2 separate regions of the Homo sapiens genome follow, and region 2 is linked to region 1. Evidence: chromatin loops called from intact Hi-C (ENCODE). Cell type or tissue: endothelial cell of umbilical vein. All regions are shown on one strand. Each heading gives the region's core, and the rest is flanking DNA. Links, peaks and the distances in the headings are about the cores only.

What was found. Peaks named below come from ENCODE experiments on the same cell type or tissue, not always from the same donor. Only the 100,000 strongest peaks of a DNase experiment are listed, where the experiment ranks them.
Region 2: it touches region 1 in a loop (7-fold over the local background); 4 of 110 quality-filtered maps call a loop at or near these places.

Annotation. Positions count from the first base shown.
Region 1 is chr5:31,226,527-31,237,340 of GRCh38, forward strand. All of the region lies in intron 1 of CDH6 (cadherin 6), which reads left to right. Among named protein-coding and RNA genes, the nearest start is that of CDH6, 38 kb to the left of the region's middle. In endothelial cell of umbilical vein, for the core only: a CTCF peak has its summit at 5,936 (motif pointing left); no DNase peak of the experiment used is centred there.
Region 2 is chr5:31,479,960-31,490,773 of GRCh38, forward strand. DROSHA (drosha ribonuclease III) reads right to left here. Exons shown (of 36, transcript NM_001382508.1): 14 at 6,532-6,603; 15 at 4,922-5,003; 16 at 3,595-3,669. Among named protein-coding and RNA genes, the nearest start is that of DROSHA, 47 kb to the right of the region's middle. In endothelial cell of umbilical vein, for the core only: no CTCF peak of the experiment used is centred there; a DNase peak (open chromatin) is centred at 5,742; H3K27ac peaks cover 1,615 bases.

The DNA of each region.
Region 1 (10,814 bases), core at 1,651-9,650:
CCGCTTTCTTTTCTTGGAAGAGGAACCCAGGGCACAGAGAGGTTGTGCGACTTGGCCATGTTCACACAGCATATTAGGGAAGTTCACAACCAGAGTGCAGTTCTCCTACTTCTTGTCCCTTTTTGCCTCCTCTCCCAGGGTCCCCACCTCCTTCCTACCAACACGAGAAGAAAACGGTCAGTTCAAACTCCTCTTGAACATGAAATGCTTTTACAAACTAGGAACACAAATTCGTCGTTTTTGCTATTTTCAGAAACTGTTTGGGACTGCAAATACGTTGTGAAAAACTAGGCTTTTGAAGATGAGACAGTGAAATCCCACTATCCTCATTATTATGCAATCAAATCACTCTGTGAGACTAATTAAGGATTTTGAAGTATGTTGTGTTTCTCAGAATCAAATGTGAAGAAAGGTGGTCTCATGGCTTTCATAAGAAAGGGCTGAGCCTGTTCCAACCATATAAGGGCAAAGCCTGAAAATGACCCATCCCTGGAAGCTGCTCAGCTTCTCCTAGCACCACACATCGGGTTACAGCAGACACACTCCTCTTAAAACAGGGCTCCTCAAACTCCAAAGCACACAAATCTCCCTGCCTAGCTGATGCTCGGAAAGAAGAGTGGAGGTATCTCCTCACCCTATCCCACTTCACCCCCTTTCTGAAACTAAGTTGGGCGAGAGACAAGGAAAGGAACGTACGGCGGGAAAGCACCTCCGCCCGTCAAACCACATTCTCCCAAACCCTCCTCACCCTCTCCTCCACTCCACGGTGGACGTGGAAGACAATCTACTTGGGCTTTGGGATACTTTACATATTTTCATTATGTACCCTTTCAACTGATATTTTTTATTTGCCCAGTCCCATATACTGTATACAAGTATAGAAGTACATTAATATAATAAGCATAATATAATAAATAAACAAGCATATACATTTTGAAGTTATTTGCTTTATAGTTTTTGGGAGTTCAGAAGAGAAATATTTCCTGGCTTTTTCCCAGCGTTCTAGAATAGAATGTACACCTCCCCCTCCCTAGCAGTGCATCAGAGGCAAACACCCTAGTTCTTCAACCTCTTCCTAAAACCTCACAGATCAAGGCTTCTGCCAAGGTTCCTCCAGAATTTACATCCTTTTGGCCTCCAACTCCAATTTTATTCTGTAAAGAATCAAATATAGCTTCCCTGTCAGCCACAAGCTGTGGCCGTGCTTCTCAGATATTCCCTGCTCATCAACATGCCCAGTCTCCATGCTCCATCCCACCTCCTGAGGGAACGGACCCCTACCTTAACCATCCTACATCTAAACAAACGAAGCTTAAGAAACCCAGAAAAGACAAGGAACCAGTATTAGTTGCTTCTTGCTGCTGCAACGCACACCACAAAACACATTACCACAAAACAATACAAACTTATTCTCGTACAGATTTATAGGTCAGAGGTCAGAGGTGATTACAGTGGGCTAAAAATCAGCCTGTCGGTGTGCTTGTGTTCTTTCTACAGGCTCTAGAGGAGAAGCCACTTCCTTACCATCCCCAGCTTCCAGAGGTCACCTGTTTTCTTGGCCCCTTCCGCCATTTTCAAAGCCAACAGTGTAGCATGTTTAAATCTCTCTCTCTTTGTCTCGGACTCATGCCTCACTGTCCCATCTTCTCTGACCCACCTGCCTCCCTCTTTTAAGGTCTAAGGACCTTTGTGGTTATATTGGACCCACCCAGATGATCCAGGATAATCTCCACAGCTCAAGATCCTTAACCATATCTGCGGTCTCTTTTGCCATGTGAGGTATTAATAACATAGTTCTGTGGATTGGGACGTGGGCATATTTGGAAGGCCTTTGTTCTGCCTGCTGCAGATCCCCAGTGCCAAGGTTCAGGAAGTGAATCAGCTGGAGAAGGAAGCTGCATTCACCTTGATTCCAAACTTTGTGGAATGGAGAAAAGTATGTCCCAGGGTCAGACACCCATGGACTCCCACCCCAGCTTTGCCAATAACCCAGTTGTACAATCCTAGGCAGTGGTCCCCAACCTTTTTGGCACTAGGAACTGGTTTTGTGGAAGAAAATTTTTCCACAGATGTGGTGGGGTGAGCAGAGGATATGGTTTCAGGATGAAACTGTCCCACCTCAGATCATCATGCGTTAGCTACATACTCATAAGGAGCACGCAACCTGCATCCCTCACATGCGCAGTTCACAATAGGGTTCGCCCTCCTATGAGAATCTAATGCCTCTAATACAGGAGGCGGAGCTCAGGCTACAATGCTGGTTCACCTGCCACTCACCTCCTGCTGTGTGGCCGGGTTCCTAACAGGCTGCAGACTGGTACTGGTCCATGGCCCCAGAGGTTGGGGAACCCCTGATCTTAGGCATGTTATTTGATCTCTCCAAGATTTATTTCCTTTCCTGTAATGTGGGGAAAATAATGCATCTCTCATAGGGCATAAAAAGTACAAAAGTACCTTATATAATGATAGACTCTTAGTAGATGTTCAATACAGGTTAGTTCTTTCTCCATTCTGACACTGACAGGTCTAATTACCCGTCATACTAACTAGCACTTGCGTGCCATTTCCAAGGGTACCAACTGCCCAAACTATATCATTTTATTTAATCTACAACACAGCCCTCAAGCTCTACCCGATTCTCCAAAACCTGAGTCCGATCAAGGTGAAGAGACTCAGTCAGTGATAAAGGAAGAAAGGGCAAAACAAAGACTGCAAGCCTACTGGTTTGACTCCAAATCTGGTGCTTTACTACCCTGGCTAACAGACCTCTTGTTATCCAGTTCTGGTCACCATACTGGTTAGAAATTAAATGTTTGGCCAAAATAGATTGGAGGGTAGGAAATGAAGCATATTGCCTGTTATCTTTGTGAAGTTTGCAGAAAAGCAAAACAGAATGAGGAACTGGAGGCTCAGGAAAATATTTTCTCTCTGGAGCTGTTAGGCATTTGTAACAAGTTGTTAAGGCAGCTTGGCTCTTACGACTGTATGGCTGGTGCCAATTTGGAAGCTTTTATAGGTCTCTAGTTCCCCTGATATTATTGGCTAAACCAATAAGTGGTTAATTTTTTTATGTAAAAAGAATTCTAACTCTGAAAACACTTGTGAGAATTCAAGAAACTCCGGAGTCCCACCTAAGGATTTTTTAGTGAAAGAATGAATTATGACAAAGAGAAATGCAATTGTGGACCATCATAGTAGCTGAATAAACATTTCTCAGTACTTAATGTCACAGAACATAGGAAGAAGTTTTGTGTTTTTGTTGTTGTTGCTCTTAATTGGGATTATTAAGGAGCAGCATAATTACGGGCTGAGGCTTTTTGCCCTTGGTGACGTAAGGGACTTTGCTCTCCATTCTCCTGGCTGGTGATTATCAGGCCAGTGACTTGGATCCTGGTATGACAATTAAGATTGAGTAGTGTCATCTGTTTCATAATTAAATTCTATCTTCCATATCCTTTGAATGCTGTATGGGCGTTTAATTGGCGGATGCTATTTCTGCTGCCACTGTGGCGTGTCTGAACAACAAAGTCAAAATAACAGTGATTCCGCTCCTTGCAGAATATCCCAGTTGAAGAGAATTTGCTTTCTCTTTGGCACAGAAAGAGCCCTGAAGTCCCAATTTAGACACAGCAGTTAAGAAGTTGAGGGCCTCTGAATTCCTGCAGGTTCTCACTCAAGGTGATATTTAGGGTCTACCATTGCAAATTAAAAGATCAACTTAACTTGCATGGGAGAAAAGTCATCTCTGTCCTGTAGATGACTTCTCCAAAGACATAGAGAACTCACTAGGGGATCATACACAGGTTTGTCTGTATAACCATCACAGGCAGAGAATATCTTTTTTTAAAAGTCTGGCTCATTTTCCTTCACTTACTAGAAAAAGAGTCTCTGAGAGTATGTATTAAAGTATTTATGTTAAACACCGTTAAAATACACTTCCAGTGTATTTATTAACAGAGAATTCAGAAGCATTAGGCCTCCTCTACAGATGTATCTTCCTGTTGCATCTTTAAGAAAGCAGCGGAAGATGTTTAAGACCATGAGTAATGTACTCAGTGAAAAATGAGAAAAGAAACTTATAGGCAAAGCAAAGAGAAACAAATCCTCCGTGCAAAAATGAAAATGCTATTTTTTTAAAAACTAACCTATGATTTAGAAACCATCTGCAGAATAATCTTGATTGTGTCCTCAAGTAGAACAACAAATCCATTGAGTTTAATCAAACTCAAAATAATTCTAAAGAGAAATTAGAGATGTATACAAAAGAAGCTAAACAATACAGTATAGCATCCAGGTAAAAATATTATATGCTAATTAATAAACAATTGTAGGGGACTTCATGAACTGTGAATGAAAAGATTAGTGTGAATCTTTATGCAAAATGCTTAAATCCATGTTAAGACGAACAAACTCTTTAAAATGTAAAACCTACACATATAAAAATATGCAGGAAACACAATATGCTCTTTTAAATATTCTTCTAATCACATGATTATATTTTAATTATAGTTTTCATTTGTTGAAAGTATATTCAAATGCAATATTTTTCTTTTCTTCTGGATAACAGTCTTCACTGCCTTATTTTCATCTTAGGGTGATTCAGCCTATAATGATTTAGAGGCCAAATGTTCAAACTCTTTTTAACAGATTACTCACGATGCAATTAAAATTAAATTATGTGCATAAAATTGATATTTTAATCAAATCATTGCGTATCTCCATAGTGGTTTAGCAATAAGGAGAAAAAGACTGGCCTGAAATTCCCAGGATTTTGTCTTCCTTGCCCTTTGGGAATTTCTTTCCTTTTTAGTATCCTTAACAGATTACTGTTTGGCGGGGTCAGAATTCCCATGAATCATATTTAAAGCAGTTCCAGCTTATTTTGAATATTTCATGGACGCTTCCTGTCTCAGTCCATTTTCTGTTGCTCGTAACAGAATGCCTGAAACTGGGTAATTTATAAAGAAAAGGAATTTATTTCTACAATTTGGAGAGCTGAGAAGTCCAAGGTCAAGGGGACATATCTGGTGAGGGCTTTCTTGCTGGTAGAGACTCTATGCAGAGTCCCAAGGTGGCACAGGCCACCACATGGCAAGGAGGCTGAGTGTGCTAGCTCAGATCTTTCTTCCTCTTCTTATAAAGCCTCCAGCTTTACTCCCCATGATAACTCACTAATTCATTAACCCACTATTTCATTAATCCATTAATCCATGCATGAACCTCTTAAAGGTCCCACGTCTCAATAATGCCACACTGGGGATTAAATTTCAACATAAGTTTTGGAGGGGATAAATATTCAAACCATAGCACTTCCTCTGTAGCTCAGCCTCTAACATAAAGAGATAAAAGGGCATTACCATGTCCAGTTTTAGACCTTTGCTCTTAGAAGAAAAATATTCACTTAAGGAGTAGAGTAAGCCTACTATAATTATGTTTCTTTTCAAATCACCCTGATTTGTTTCTCTTGTTCTGCAGGAATTATTTTGTATCTTCCCATTCTTGACCTCTATGTCAAGTGACTGTTTCAGACTTCACAACTTAGGCATCACCATTTAGCTTCTACTTCTGGTCTTACACTACTTTGTTTCTCACTCTTTAATTAGAAATGGTTAATTTGACTTCATGTCTTAAGGCAAGGAGAAAATGAGTCTTAAACAGTATTAAGCTCCCATAAATATTTCACTTTATGCTAATTCCTGTGCTTCCAGCTGAGCCGTTTGAAGTTCTCAAAAAAGTGTTTCTGTTCCCCTCAATTAAATACATAACTGGAAAACAGTAAAATAATTATCAGTTTTACTACCCTGCACTTTATTTTCCAAGCTTTCATTCTGGACGTTTTAAATTTTTCTTCCACATTTTTCTTCCACTAACCCAACCCAGTGTCATAGGTGCTGCCTCCAGCCTGGTTAGACTCTAAGACCCAGGCTTTGGAGGAATCTTAGAGCTCCCTCAAGTGGACATACGTTTAATGCACCCTTAATCTCTACAAAACGTTTTTGGCTGCACCCTCGGTCCAGGACAGGAGTATTTAACTGTCCCAATTTAGAAACATAAGTAGTTTCCTCTTTAAGCTAAAAATATTCTGAAAAGAAAGAAAAGTTCAAACAAGTTTGCAAAGCAAATGGATTTGAGTGGCCAATGAAAACATATCAAGTCAGGCTTTTTAGTTATTGGTTTTGCTTGTGAGAATGTAACTTGGAATTATTAATTACAATATCATCTATTCATTTGGATAAAATGTTATCTGTTGAGGAAATTATAAATGCAACACTTATATGGCACTTATGCTATTGCCACATGTACCATACACCAGGCATTGTTCTAAGAGTTTTCCATATATTAATTCATTTCATCCTCACAACATTCCTCCAAAATAGGTCCTTTAATACTCCCCGTTGTACAGATGAAGAAACTGAGTCACAGAGAAGTTAAATAACCTTTCAAAGGTTGCAGAGCTAGAATATGGAAGAGCCAGTGTGCAAACCCAGGCAGCCCAAAGTTCACTATATCATGCTGTTTCTTACCATGCAATGAACAACTGAATATACAAATACACACACACGCGTACATAGACATATCTCTATAAACACACTTATATATGCACATACGCCTTCACATGTTACACATCCACACACATATACACACAAATGCACACATATACACATACAGAGAGTATATATTATAAGGAGCATATTTTACACAAAAAAATAAAGTATAAAAGCTAAAAGAGAAGAGAGATAAATTACAAACATTTTAATCAAAGCTTTAAAAACTTTACTTATCCAACCTGGGCAACATGGCAATGCCCCGTCTCTACAAAAAAAAAAAAAATACAAAAATTAACCGGGCATAGTTGTGCACACCTGTAGTCCCAGCTACTCAGGAGGCCGAGGTGGGAGGATCGCTTGAGCCTGGGAGGTGGAGGTTGCCATGAGCCAAGATCATGCCACTGCACTCCAGCTGGCATGACAGAGTGGGACTCTGTCTCAAAAAAAAAAAACAAAACAAAAACTTTGCTTATCATATTTCCTTGTTATTGCTTATCATTACTCATTAAAATTTCTGGTCATCTCATCTCTTACTCTAATTCACTTACTCTGACCTTGCTTCATTAAGACCATTGAAAGTTTCTTTCCTGTGTGGCTACGACATTTGCTGTTTTTTCTACTGGAAACTTCCGCCAGTTCTTCCCATGACTGGCTCATTGTCATGATTCCAGTTTCTTCACGGAGAGGTCCTCCTTGACTTTATAAAACACCCACCGCCTCACTCTCTACTACTCAGCATCCCTTTACCCATTCCACTTTACCTCCATAGGCCTCACCAATGATTCAAAAATATATTACCTGACTATCATTCACTTGCTTCGAGTGTGTCTCCTCTACTAGAACGTAAATTCCATGAGGCAGGACATGTTAGGAACTCAAAAGATAATTCTCAGTGAATGATTGAATTATTACATGTTCCATTCTGATGGCTTTTGAACAAATGAAAAATTGTGATAATAGTCTATATCTCAAATACATTTTTTTCATAATGTTTTTCTGTTTAAAGTGTGTTCTTAATACTTTGACTAAGTATCAAATTTTAAAGTCTGAAAATATTTAAATGTGTAGCCTCATAACAATTGTATTTAAAGGTTTTTTTTATTCTTTATTAACATGTTACTCTTGCCTGATGTTGTAACAAGAACTGATGATAAACTAGATGTTTAAGTACATGCAAAAATTGTGCTAAAATAGTACCAGAAAAGAAAATTTGTAAATCTGTAAATTTCTATAAACTGGGATAAAATCTTAAAAGACTTTTTCTGGTTTTATTCATGGACTGTGTCACCATTTTAGAATCTTATCACATATATGGAGTGTATGTCTGCTAATTAAGTCATATTTAGCAAAACCATCAGAGATTGATAATGGGAAGGTATCCACAGAGTAACTACCCTAAAAGAGTGTTACTAATAACTAGATGCCATTTTCCTCATACTTGCCATTCAGCATCCTATACAGCTGATAGGTGGGGAATCCCATCTCCACCTCCACTCCACCACCAGGTTCTCACTGTAAATCATAGAATGTCCACATTCCTTCCTTTCCACTTCTTTGCTTCTCTTCTGTGACTCTTCTCACTCCCTACCACAAGTATTTCATCAGTTTTTATAAAAATAGACCTTTCTTCTTTTCTAGGCTCCAGACCTTCTTTCTTAGGCCTCTATTATTATATTGATTAGCTCAAATTATATACATAAACATATACATACATATGCATGACACATATGCATACATATATACATGCATGCACATATGCATGTGTATATAGGTTTGCACATATACATACATACATATATACTCTTTATGATATTGAAGCTACTTTAAAATTAATTTCTTGCTCTATTAGCCTAAGTAACTCAAAGCATCCTGTCCCCAAGCACTCCATTATCCACAAGTGTGTAATATGAAGGCCTCCCTGTGGGGGTGAGGGAGTTTGCCATACTGTACTCAATATCATCAATTAATAGATGGTTCAACCTATTTTAGATTTTGAGATACTGAGCGAGTTGCCAAATATCCAGCTGAGAAGACCATGGGGTAGAAGAAAATTTTTGAATCACCCATTCAATCCTAGATCCTACTACCATATAATCAATTTCTTTAGGGTTTAAATATATTTTTATGATACCATATAATTTCATCTTTTCTATTCCTTTTTCTTTTTTTTTTTTTTTTTGCCTTGTATGCCATTCTTTCAAGCCCAAAGTTAGAAAAATTCCATTTTTTTCAGTCAATCCATTACATCAGAGGCAACACCAACAAGAGTAATTTTGTGATTTGAGTGGCTTTTGTGTGTCCATAAGAAAATGTTGTTTTGTGATTTCATTTCAAACTCGACAGTTATATAGCTATCCTCCATTCTAATACATTTAGAGTCTTCTTCTATTTGATTTTTACTGTTCTCCTTTATTCTTTTGTCTCCAGTTTGCTCTAATGACAGTGAAAACTAAGTACTCATACAATTTCTCTGCAAGCAGCTACTGACCACGTGGCAGGAAACAGCGAATGTTATGCATGACTTACTACACAAACCCTTTACTTTAGAGAAACAAGCCCCAAATAAGTAATTTATTTGTAGCAATAAAACCCAAATGAATAAATCTTGTTTTCAGAGAACAAATGAAAGACAATCTCATTTCCAAACATATGTTCTGGTTTTTTAACCCCAAATGAAAGGCCAAAAACTGAATATACTGAAACACAGGCAAGAAGCAATACTTTAGCCACATTCTAGAATATTGTTTTAATTATGGAATTTAAATTTATTATAAAATAATTGTTTTACAATTTTTACAATTTTTCTTTTCCTTTGATCAGAAAGGAATTGTGGACATTTTGAGACATTCATTAACCATATTTGTATTAATTTATGCCCATTGTTTGTACTCATACGATTGATATTTGCATTTCTATTTGCTTTTAATTGCCAATAATTTATTCTTTTTTCCATTCAGTTTTTGAACTATAGAAAACATTTGTCAGATTTTTTAATGAGAACCAGATGCCTAAAAATATATAACAATTTATTATGCGGTATAAATTTTTATTAATGGTGTATATACAAATAGCAGTTCTACACTGTGGCAAATGATTTACATTTTCTATATTCAGTTGGCTAAATTTAAGTAGTTTTGTTAATCACAGGAAAATTAATGGGAAAATTTGAAGACATTCCTAAATAATGACAATATTCACATCAATTATCCTCATTGTACTCTATAGTTTACTAATAACCACCTCAATCAAGGTGTCTTTCACTGAAACAAATCACTCGAGTTTATTTCAGTTACAGTTATATGACTCATTGAAGGATCATAATATAGTCCTCTAATTGAGAAGGGGTGGGCACACAATATGAATGAAGGTGATGGGAAGCAGAGAAAAGGAGGCACATTTCTCTCCGATCGTCTTAGTTCCCCAAGGTGTCCTTCCCAGGCCCTGCCTCGTGGTGAGCTCTGGCACACCTTTGTTGCCACGTGCTGCATCCTACCACAAACACCATTAAATCCTCTCCAACTTTGGCTGGCCTCTCTGCTATTAATCTACTGGAACATTACTGGGGATTTAAAAAAAAGGAGGGCTCTGCTTGGGAGGGATTCCCCGCCCCCCATCTCCCAGTGTCATTTTGTCCTCTCTCTGAACTTGAGTGTGCTGGCTGTGAACCTGTTTTGATCAGCAGAATTTGAAAATCTGGTCCCTCATGCTGGGATTTAATGTCAATATTTGTGCCCAACATCTGAACGGAGAAGGGGGTCCCCAAGCACTGTTCTCTCCTCTAACTGTCTTTCATCACAATTACTGCCTTATTCGATGTGATTTCAGATGCTTGGGGAGTGCTGTGGAATCATGCTAATAGGATGGTAAGGAGCAAAATTTGTCTCATTTTGGAAGAAAATTCACATAGATTTGTACGTTTAAGAATACATTGCCACTTAGCCATATTTTTGAACATGCAGAAAAATAACTTTTTGGCAAGATAGTATGTTTTTAAGAATGAATGAATCCATTTTGTTTATCTAAACCTCACCGTGTTTCAGAGAGGACAGCTGAACGAGGCAGGTTAATGTAAGGAATAATATTTAGTAAATAGTTAGCAATCAAAGACATGTCATTTGGAAAAGAATGAATCAGCCACCAGGTTTAGGGTCCACGTTATCCCAAGGCTAAAAGGAGCTCTCAGTAGACTCTCAAGGGCATTGCACGAGGTAAGCAAATCTGTGTCCTTAAAAGGATGGAGGTGTCAGCAGATGGCGATAGCCACAT
Region 2 (10,814 bases), core at 876-8,875, 250 kb after region 1:
AAGTTATTTCACATTCTCACCACTTGGCATTTATTTTTTCTTTGTCAATTTAGCCATTCTGATGTGTGTTCAGAAGTATCACATTGTGATTTTAATTTGCATTCTCCTAATGACTAATAAAATGGAGCACTATTTCATATATTTATTAGGTACCTAGATAGTGTTTTTTTTAAAGTGCTCATTCAAGTCTTTTGCCCGTTTTTCTATTGGCAATGTCAGTATATATATATATATATATATATATACTGAAAATACTCAAATGTCCATTAATCATAGATAGGTTTATTTTAATTTAGTCATCCCATATAATACTATATAGTAGTGAGAATGAGCCAACTACAGTTAAGTGCAACAGGATATGATTCTGAAATACATTAAACAAAAGACAGAAGCAAAACAGAATATAAAATTCTAGTTTTTATAGTTCAAAAACAGGTAAAACTAATACATGGTGTTTCAAGTCAGAATAGCGGTTACCCTTGAGGGTCTCAGCAGCGACTGGAAAGGGGTCCGAAGGGGGTTCTTGGAAGCTACTAATCTTGATCTGGGTGCTGGGTGGATGGTCATATTCACTTTGTAAAAACTCACTAAGGTCCTATATTCATGATCCATGCACTTTTCAGTATTTATGTTATAGTTCAACCAAAAGTTTACTTTATAAAAATGAGAGATAATACCAAAGACTATTTGAAAAGCACACTCACTAGTAACCAAAAACATGAATACTTAGATAAGGCATTATTATGACCAATTAAATAAAATCAGTAAACAAGCATTTACTGCGTCCCTGCTATGTGCCATGAAGTATGTTAGCACTAGTGATACAACAAGACAGACAAATGTTTACTCTTCAGCCTCATGGAACTCACCACTGAAATTTTTTAAAAGGAAGAAAGAAAGGAGAGAAGGAAGATGGGAAAGGCAAAATGCTAAAAATGAATAATAATGCATTTTTCATGGCAGCACAAACTGATGTTATTCTTTTGACAAGAAATTTGGCACTATATATCACAATCTTTAAAAATATCCATCTGCTCAATGAATTATTAAAAAATAGATGCAAATCATATACTAGTAGATGACAACTACGTAAAAAAAACCCTTCTGCACAGAAAAAAATGAAAATATATATCAAAATGTTTTTTTTTAATTCACCATTTTCTAAAAGATCTTTAACAAAGTCACATTATGAATAACAAATCAACCGTAATTTCCTATCTAATACCAAAATGCATTTTATACATCAGGTATTTTTCTGTATCCTTCGGGGTCTTCTTAGTATGTATATTTTCAAAGGGGAGTCTAATGAAAAGGTAAACCCTGTTTAAAAACAAATCAATAGACCTTTTTCTTTATGACAACCTAAATGTTATCCCCACATAGTTACGTGAGAGTTGAAATCTCACAAAGTAAATATCCAACAGCAGATTTTTCTTTAAGGTGATTTTAAAACTGCCCACTTTCTCTCAGACATCTGTTTGGTCATAAAACGCCTACAGGAAAGTAGATATAGAAAGGAAAAGGCTTTTCAGCAAATTCACTCTAACACCATTTTCTAATAAGTTTACTGTTGAAGCTCCATTCTAAAATCAAAAGATTCATTCACCAGAAGAGAAGAAACGGCATCTCAATAAAACAAAACCAGATATAAAAAGGAGAAAAGCCTTTGAATGCATTTCTAAACAAAATAAACATGAACAGTAATACTAAAAATCTGAGTAATGCTAACCTAAAATAAACTAAGCCATTTTGACTGCCTGGACTGAGGAAAGAGTATCAGGAAAAAATCTTGAGAAAAATCTAAACCAGACAGAGTAGACAAGAAACTAAAGCCACACAAGAGGAGTCAAAGAGACAGGAGGAAAGTAAGGAGCACCCAGGCACCAGAGCAGGGAAGAGACTAACACTGAGGCACATGCTCTGCACTTGGTCTGTAGGAGGCTGCCTCTGGCATCGGCAGCTACAGTGGGCTAGGGACAGTTAGAGAGGGTCTGGCACTGAAGCAAAACTTGGCTGTGAATGGACAAGGGCACTGGAGGAAGCCAGACTCCGACAGGCTCACTGCAGGGCTCTCAGGCATGAGGGAGACAAGGGCTCCTGCCCAAGGGAGACAGGGGCTTCTGCCCATGGGAAGACAGGAGGCATAAGGAGGACAGCACAAACACAGCACTGAAATTCTTTAACTGCTGATATTGGGTGGAAAGGTTACACGAAGAAAAGCTCCCCAACCAAGATTATAGACCACAGATTTATAGCAGCAGCTATGTTTTACTCTTCAGTATTACTGAGTGGCCCATATATAGAAGAAAAGGCAAGCAGTTGGATTGATGACATTAACTCGGAGATGATGGCCATACAGGCAGCTAAGACAGCTAGAACTGACAGGGTAAACATCAGAGCACAGGACCTGGTGGGGAAGGCAAAGGAAAGTAGCCATACATAAGGAGAAGAGGGAAGATCCAAGTAGATGCAAAGGCAATAGGGACATGAGAGGCTAGACTGAAGGATGTCACCAGAAAGTGAGATAATGGAGTCAAATTCTAGGGAGAAATTAATGTAGGTTGGTGGCATGGTCCAAGGTTTTATCTTAAGATTAAGCGGCTGAGTGGTGACAATCCTTACAGTAGAAAAAGTCAAATAATTATATAGCTCAGGGTAGAATGGTAAGTGAAGTTCACCAGGCTGGTAACAGAACCTTGTGGAGAGAGGAAACTGTAAGCCAGGTTTCACAGCATTTGATAAAGCAGGTAATTGACTAGGAAATAAATAAAGAAGGAGTGGGAATAGGGTGCCAGAAGCCTCAAGGAGAAAGATTTGCAAACAAAAAGGCAACCAAAAGATTTCATTAAAAATACTTTTTTTTTTTTTTTAATTTTTAGAGATAGGGCCTTGCCATGTTGCTCAAGCTGGTCTCAAACCCTCACTGGGCTCAAGCGATCCTTCCTTCTCAGCCTCCCAAATAGCTGAGACTATAGGTACATGTCACTAAACTGACTCCAAGCATTTTTAAAAACACTAAATATAATGCCAAATATTACAGGTGGATTCTTTTTAAAAAATTAGAAAACAGTTAAAATATTGCTTTAAAAAACTGTCATATATTTCCCTATATTTTATTGGGAGAAAAAATTATTTTATACCTTTTTTTCACTGTAAAATGAATTCAAGCACATGTCAAAAGATAAGAAAAAATCACTATAATCCTACTACCTTAATGTAACTATTATTACAGTAATTTTTTCAGCAGTTATAATCATATTGCATTTAAATTTTTTTATTGTTTTCCAATTAGCCATATGCATTTTTTAAGCCACAATCATTTCTCCACATTAACACACCCGCATGATATTTTGTCAAGTAGATTTCTAAAATTTATAAATCTGTTCTTCCATTGTTCATCTAATTTGGACTACCATAATTTATGCAGGGATATAAATCCACATGTATAATTTTACATTTCCGTGCCTAACCTGAGAAGTAGATAATTAACAGTATCGAAGGTGGGAAAGTTGTCCCTGAAGACTGAAAGGAAAATGGCAAGCTTATTTTCAGATGCACTATCTCACCAGGTCACTGACAAGCCAGAAGATTTACCTGGAAGAAATCTTACAAAACGTGGCATGAAATGAAATCTTGGGCAGCAGGGAGGGCTGTCTTCAAACAAAGGACCTGAAGCAAACAAATGAGAAAAAAAAAAAAAAAAGAAAACTCAGTCTTAAAAAACAAGCACTGCAACTTAATTTCTAAGATTTATGATAACCACAAAAACTACCACCAGAAGTAGAGGCATAAAAATTACCACCACCTCCTGCCACTCCTCCTCAGTGGCTAAATCAATCATTGGTAACTGCCACAAGCACCCAAGGAAGACTGCAATGAGGAGACTACAGGAAGGCAAGAAGAGGATGAAAGCCCCAAGTAGCAAATACATACAGTAAAATTATTTTTAAAATTCAAAACTATCAAGACTTATTATAATTGAATTACTGCATGATATAATGTGACTATGTGTTCATTCTTTCCCATTTTAATCACTACACTAAAAAAAAAATGTTGAGAAATGCTATCAGTTTGAAAAGCCATTCACCAATAAATAAGTAACTGTTTGCTAGAATACGGATACTTCCAACCGCTGGGCGCAGTGGCTCACGCCTGTAATCCCAGCACTTTGGGAGGCCGAGGCAGGCGGATCACGAGGTCAGGATATCGAGACCAACCTGGCTAACACAGAGAAATCCCGTCTCTACTAAAAATACAAAAAAAAATTAGCCGGGCGTAGTGGTGGGCGCCTGTAGTCCCAGCTACTCGGGAGGCTGAGGCAGGAGAATGGCGTGAACCCGGGAAGCGGAGCTTGCAGTGAGCCGAGATTGCGCCACTGCAGTCCGCAGTCCGGCCTGGGCGACAGAGCGAGACTCCGTCTCAAAAAAAAAAAAAAAAAAAAAAAAAAAAGAATACGGATACTTCCAAAAAAGTAAGCTACTATCCAAGAACCAAGCATCAAGTCTTTGAATCTATCTAGTTCACTCTAAGTGTCTGCGTGTGTGCATGTGTGTGTTTTAATGACTAACCAAAGTTTTGCATCTTAGAAGATTTATTACAGCAAAGTTTACTAGATTTAAAATATTAACTAATGGTAATTTCCCAGGTACACATATATCAAGGTAGCTACACATAATAACTGGTACCATCTTCAAGCCGCTACCAGCTAATAATAAGCCCTGTCAAACTGTATAAAGTAAAATCCATAGAAACTTATTCATGTCAAATGATAACAAGCATTCCTGTGAATAACACTTTTCTCTGGGTATTTAAAAAATAAGAGAAATTTCAACTATCTCCCTACAACTTTTATAAGAGTTTTCACATATACCATAATGTTCTTCCATAAACACTACTCTCTTCTTTAAATCCTATTACTTACCTTTAAGATTCCAGTCATATAATTCCAAAATATCTCTGAATAGGAACAGTGAAAAGAGTTCAAGCCCTTTCACACAAAAATTCTGAAAAATAAACCAAAATTAAATTACTGTAGTTTGGCAAAATATACATTAACTGAAGGTTCAACTTGTTCTTGTCAAGTGTCTTTAAAAGTGTCTGTTAAAACTATACTAAGACCATATAGTTTCCTGAAGAGTTTGGCCACTGATCGCTAGTTTCAGATGGAAATGAAATAGACAATAATGCCACTAGGATTCCTTAATGTCAACTTAGCCCTTCTCAGTATACAAATAAAATAAGAAATTCAAAAAGTAAAGTCTCACTTATATTAATATATTTTTCTAATTCAATTATAAACTGTGTCAGAATCTTCTGAGGATGTTTTGTTAATTCAGATTATACATATGCACCTGATAGGCTTGTCCCCCACCCCCGCCCCATACATCCAGCATAATTGTCATGGAGTTACCAAAAAACAGAGGTCCTGTGTACCCAAAAAGTTCAAAAAGTAATGAATGCAAATAAAGGGCTAAGAAAATTATACAACTCTGCACCAAAATTTCTCCTGTAAACAAGCTAAACAGATATATTTGCAAGTGAGACTTATCTCATAATTCTTCCTCCTACTTGTTTTGCTCGGAGTTCATAAATCACCCTGCGTGAGATCACGCCAGAAGTCATAAACTTTTACAATAGCAAATGAAGGCATATGACCTTAAAAACCAAAAGGAAGTTAAAAAAAAAAAAAAACCCTTCTAAAGCAGGAGAATGAAGGGGTGGTTCTTTTTCTTTAATTCTTTTTGAAAGGAAGGTACAATAAACAACACTTGCTCAGAATGAAACAGGTGCCAACTAGGCACACATGTGATGCCGATCAATTTCCCCCTCCACACTCCCTGCCCATGACAGAGCTGTCCCATTAAACAAGGTTTGCAAGCAGAGCCAGGGGCTCCGGAAATTGACCCTGACTCCAACACAATGTTAAGTGCACAAGCTTGTTTGCTGTCTAGTTGTTATTTCTTAGTATGATTTGTTGACACCACTAAATTCAAGATCAGACTATGAATCATTCTGAGATTCACATTAATCTTCCTTTGGAATTTTAAATCTCTTGCATATATTGAGATAAATCTGCTGTTGAGCACTCGCAATGAAAAACAATTAGGAAAAATATGTAAATATATGGGAAGAAAAATGAACCAAGCATTGATCTTGTCATTGGAGATAACGAATAAGATTATTACAACAGCTATCAGATTGTTTCACTATTCCAATTTCCCCTCTGATAATGGCCAGTAACCAAAATCTGTCCCCTACGTAAAAGAAACTAGAAACAGATGTAAAGTTAATATCAGCAGACGTAACACAAGGAGAAAGGGGTATAAAAACAGGTCAACAAGTTGAAAATTGGCCTGAATTTTAACCTTGATACTAGAGCTACATTTCACTGACTCTTTCAACAGTGAATATGATACTTTAGAGATATTCCTGGCAAAAGCCAGATCTGGCCAAGTTCAATGCTTTAAAATAGTAGTATGGAACAAGCAAAAGAGCAAACTACATCAAACCACACACAATCTTTTCCCTTACCTCCGGCATCATCTCTTCAATGAAATGAATCGTGTAGTCTATGTTGAATCTAATTACTTTACACAGTGGAATCTGCAATAAAAAGAAGTGAGGTTCAGTTCCCCAACGTCTCCCTGCAGGCTCATATTATACACGTTTGTTACCTGACCCAAAAGGCCATGAACCAAATGAGAAGGCTTCACCTTCATCTCAGCGGCTAACAACACTGCACATGAAGCTTGACCACAACTGCTGGATTTTAATGACAAGAACCCAGCTGGCCTGGCCTCGCCAAGAAACCTGCATAATGTGGTGCTTAATTAACAGTATTAGCAGCAGCAACACAAACATGACAAGAACCCATTAAAACCACAAGTATCACCTCTAAAGAATTAATAAAACCATAACCATAAACATTTCTGTTTCTCAAGTTTTTAAAATATTTTAGAATCTCTGGCTCCTTAGGCAGATCAGGGATAGTAGGGTGATAACTCATCAATTATGGATTCATAGGTCACTGAAAACACCCAATTCATGCTGCCCATCTGGCTCTTAAGCAAAGGCAATTGTGGTAATAAATATAATAATAACAAATGATAATAAAAATAATAATAGCTAACATTTTTTGAGCCAGGCAGTGTCCCAAATGCTTCACAATATTCATTCATGTAACCATCACAACATCCCTATAACATGGGTTTGGCTACCATGTCCACTGAACAGTGCAGGAAGCTAAGGCAGAAGAGTCATCAGGTACCATGCCTAAGATAACAGGTAGCTTGGTGAACTGCGAAGTCTTTCTCTAGACTCCAGCTCTTAGCCACTAGAGTATACCCCTCTCATTACCTGTTCTAATACTCAAGATACATGTGAAAATGAAGGAAGGCTCAGCATAAAATAAATCCACATCTATCTTACTTTACCAATGTATCATCAGACAATTGCCTACTGCCTACACATAACAGGTTTTCCGTAAATATATTTTTGAATGAATTAAAGAATGAAAAAGGGAGGGAGATTACTGCAGAGAATTGGCTGGCTAGCTGGGGAAAATAACAGACCCAGAAGTCCCAGAGACGCGTTAACTGAGTTTTTCTGGCTGCTTAATCTGTCCATAAGATGATTTTATACAGATGTAATCATTTTCATAAACCACAGCAATCAGAAAGAAACAAATTTTAATTCTATCAGTGAAAGGGATGGTAAGAAAAACAGAAAAATAGTCTTATAATGCCATCTACTGGAAATCCTTTTCTCAGATACAAAGTTTAGTTCTTGGGGGCTTTTCCTTTTTATTCTAAAGAATAGTGGTTAATTTGAGTGAAATTCATAATAGCCATTATCATTTTTAAGTTCTACTTTGTTCTTATAATCATTTAAAAATATTTAAGAGTTACAAAATTTTGCATGATTCAATGTATTTTTAAAATACCTATTCTTTGCTAACAACTATATTAGGTTCATAGGTACTCTAAAATAAGCTACGGGTCCTATCTTAAGAGGTAAAGATGTGTAAGAAGAAAGGCATGTAAGTAAATACAAAAAGAATACAATGCAATGTAACTTCTAAGTTCAATTAAAAAACAAACAAGCAACAAAAAAAGTATAAAGTATAAAAGAACCAAAGAGGAGGTAACATATGAGTTGTCTTCAAAGATGAGGAGGGGCCGGGCACGGTGGCTTATGCCTGTAATCCTAGCACTTTGGGAGGCTGAGCAGCGTGGATCAACTGAGTTCAGGAGTTCAAGAACAGCCTGGCCAACATGGTGAAACCCCGTCTCTACTAAAAATACAAAAATTAGCTGGGCGTGGTGGCGTCTATAATCCCAGCTACTTGGGAGGCTGAGGCAGAAGAATCACTTGAACCCGGGAGTTGGAGGTTGCAGTGAACCAAGATCATGCCACTTCACTCCAGCCTGGGCAAAAGAGCAAAACTCTATCACCAAAAAAAAAAAAAAAAAAAAAAGATGGGGAGGAATTTTCCAGGTCATCTAGAAAAAGTTGAGGCAGAGCAGGTGTTTAGCTTCTAGAAAAATGGAGGAAAGGGAGCTGAGGAAAGAAGTAGTAATTTCACAGTTCAGATAGAAGTGCGTGGAGAGAGAGAGATGCCAGATGATCTAGAGAGGAAAATATGAACTCTATTATGTAGCCCTTACAAACCATGTTAAGGTCAGGGCTTATGGATATATGGCAACGAGAAATCATTCAAGTACTTTAAGTTACAGATTATCATCATTTACATTTCAGATGAGACACTGTGGAAACAGTGTGGGAATGGCTTGTAAGGGAACAAAGAAGACCAGACTGAAGTCTAATGCAATAGTCCAGGAGCCAAATGAAGGGAAGACTGGAAAGGAAGAGAAAAATTTTAAACACAGGAGATATTACTGAAATATACAGTGACCATTCTGATGTGGGAGGAAGAGTGAAGAAAGAATTGAGGATCATTTCTGGGTTTCTGGCGTAAGTGACCAACTAGGTCACTTAATTCAGGAGGGTGTCCCCTTAGTACCTCAAATTCAATATGCAGGGAAGATGACGAGTCTAGTTTCACACAGGTTGAGGGTAAAGTATCTGAGGAAACATCGAGGAGGTTCATTTCAAAAGGCAATCTAAAATGTGAGAGTGGAGTATTAATACAGAGGTACATGTCACAGCTATTAATATTGATCTGGTGGGGATCAGAATATGCATGGGTGGAAATGAACTACTCAGAGAGTAAACAGGAGAGAAAACAACCAGAGCTGTTGGGAATTCTCAAGAGATAGGCAGAAAGCAAATGTGCAAACTTTCTTCCTTGCTATCATAGGAAAAAGCACTCTGCTAGATGATTTATGCACGTACAGTCCTTTCTCCATTTCATTTTAAGTAAAATCACTTCTTGGAATTCCTTCTCTGACCTCTTCTCTTTGTATATACTTTATTTTCTTTTGGGCTTCCATCCATACCACCAGAGCCCTTCTCAGACACACAAATTTGGAAAGGCAGGATCTCCTCATCTATTCAAACTGTAATCTCTCTCTAAGTGTCAAGAAGAGCTTGTTATTTTGCTACACAATGGTCAACCAAGAAACTGTGTAACTTCAAAGATCACCAAAATACCTCCCAACAAATGCCATCAAATAATATAAATGACTACCATCATGTTTGAATACTTAAAAGAACATCCTATACTGACTTATACTCCTATCTCACCCTAGCAAAAAAACTCAAAAAACTAAAAAACTCTCCAAACCTCCATCTTCTAACTCTACTACTTCCACACACTGATTGACCAAATCCAGGAGTCAGCGAGTCCACTGCAAATGGGAAGCCAACTAAAGTGGGAGGGAAATGATCCAGGGGTTCTCCTGTGCTTTTGAGAATACGACAAAATACGGTGTAACTCATACATATACCTTACATTTTTTTTCTTTTTCTTTTTTTGACGCGGAGTTTCGCTCTTGTCGCCCAGGCTGGAGTGCGGTGACGCGATCTTGACTCACTGCAAACTCCGCCTCTTGGGTTCAAGCAATTCTGCCTCAGCCTCCCGAGTAGCTGGGATTACAGGTGCCCGCCACCACACCCAGCTAATTTGTGTATTTTTGGTAGAGACAGGGTTTCACTATATTGGCCAGGCTGGTCTCAAACTCCTGACCTCAGGTGATCTGCCCGCCTCAGCCTCCCAAAGTGCTGGGATTACAGGTGTAAGTCACTGCACCTGGCCCTTTTCCTTTTTTTTTTTTTTTTTAAGAGACAGGGTCTAGCTCTGTCAACCAAGCTGGAGTTCAGTGGGGCAATCAGCTCACTGCAGCTTCAAATTCCTGGGCTGAAGTGATCCTCCCGCATTAGCTTCCAGAGTAGCTGGGACTACAGACAGGCATTACCACACCCAGCTAATATTTTTATTTTTTTGTAGAGATGAGGTCCCCCTAAGTTGCCCAGGCCGTCTTGAACTCCTGGCCTCAAGCAATTCCCTTGCCTTAGTGCCAGGATTACAGGTGTGAGCCACTGCACCTGGCAAATACACATATCTTTAAAACTTCAGATAAGTTGTCAGAGCTCTTAACATCAGGTATTACAATAACAAATGTACTACATAAAAAGGTAAAATTCTCCCAGAATGCTCTATACTCAGCCAACAAGGCTTTCAATCCACTTCAATTCAAGACCTTAAGAGAACTTATAGAACTAGATTTGGTGGAGATTCTGTCATTACCATCATTTGCATGACATGCTTACTGACATTCTCTCTCTAGCAAGAAAAGGAATCAGATTGGTAAAGCAATTTAACAATTCTTTTCCTTAGGAGGCTATTTCAAATT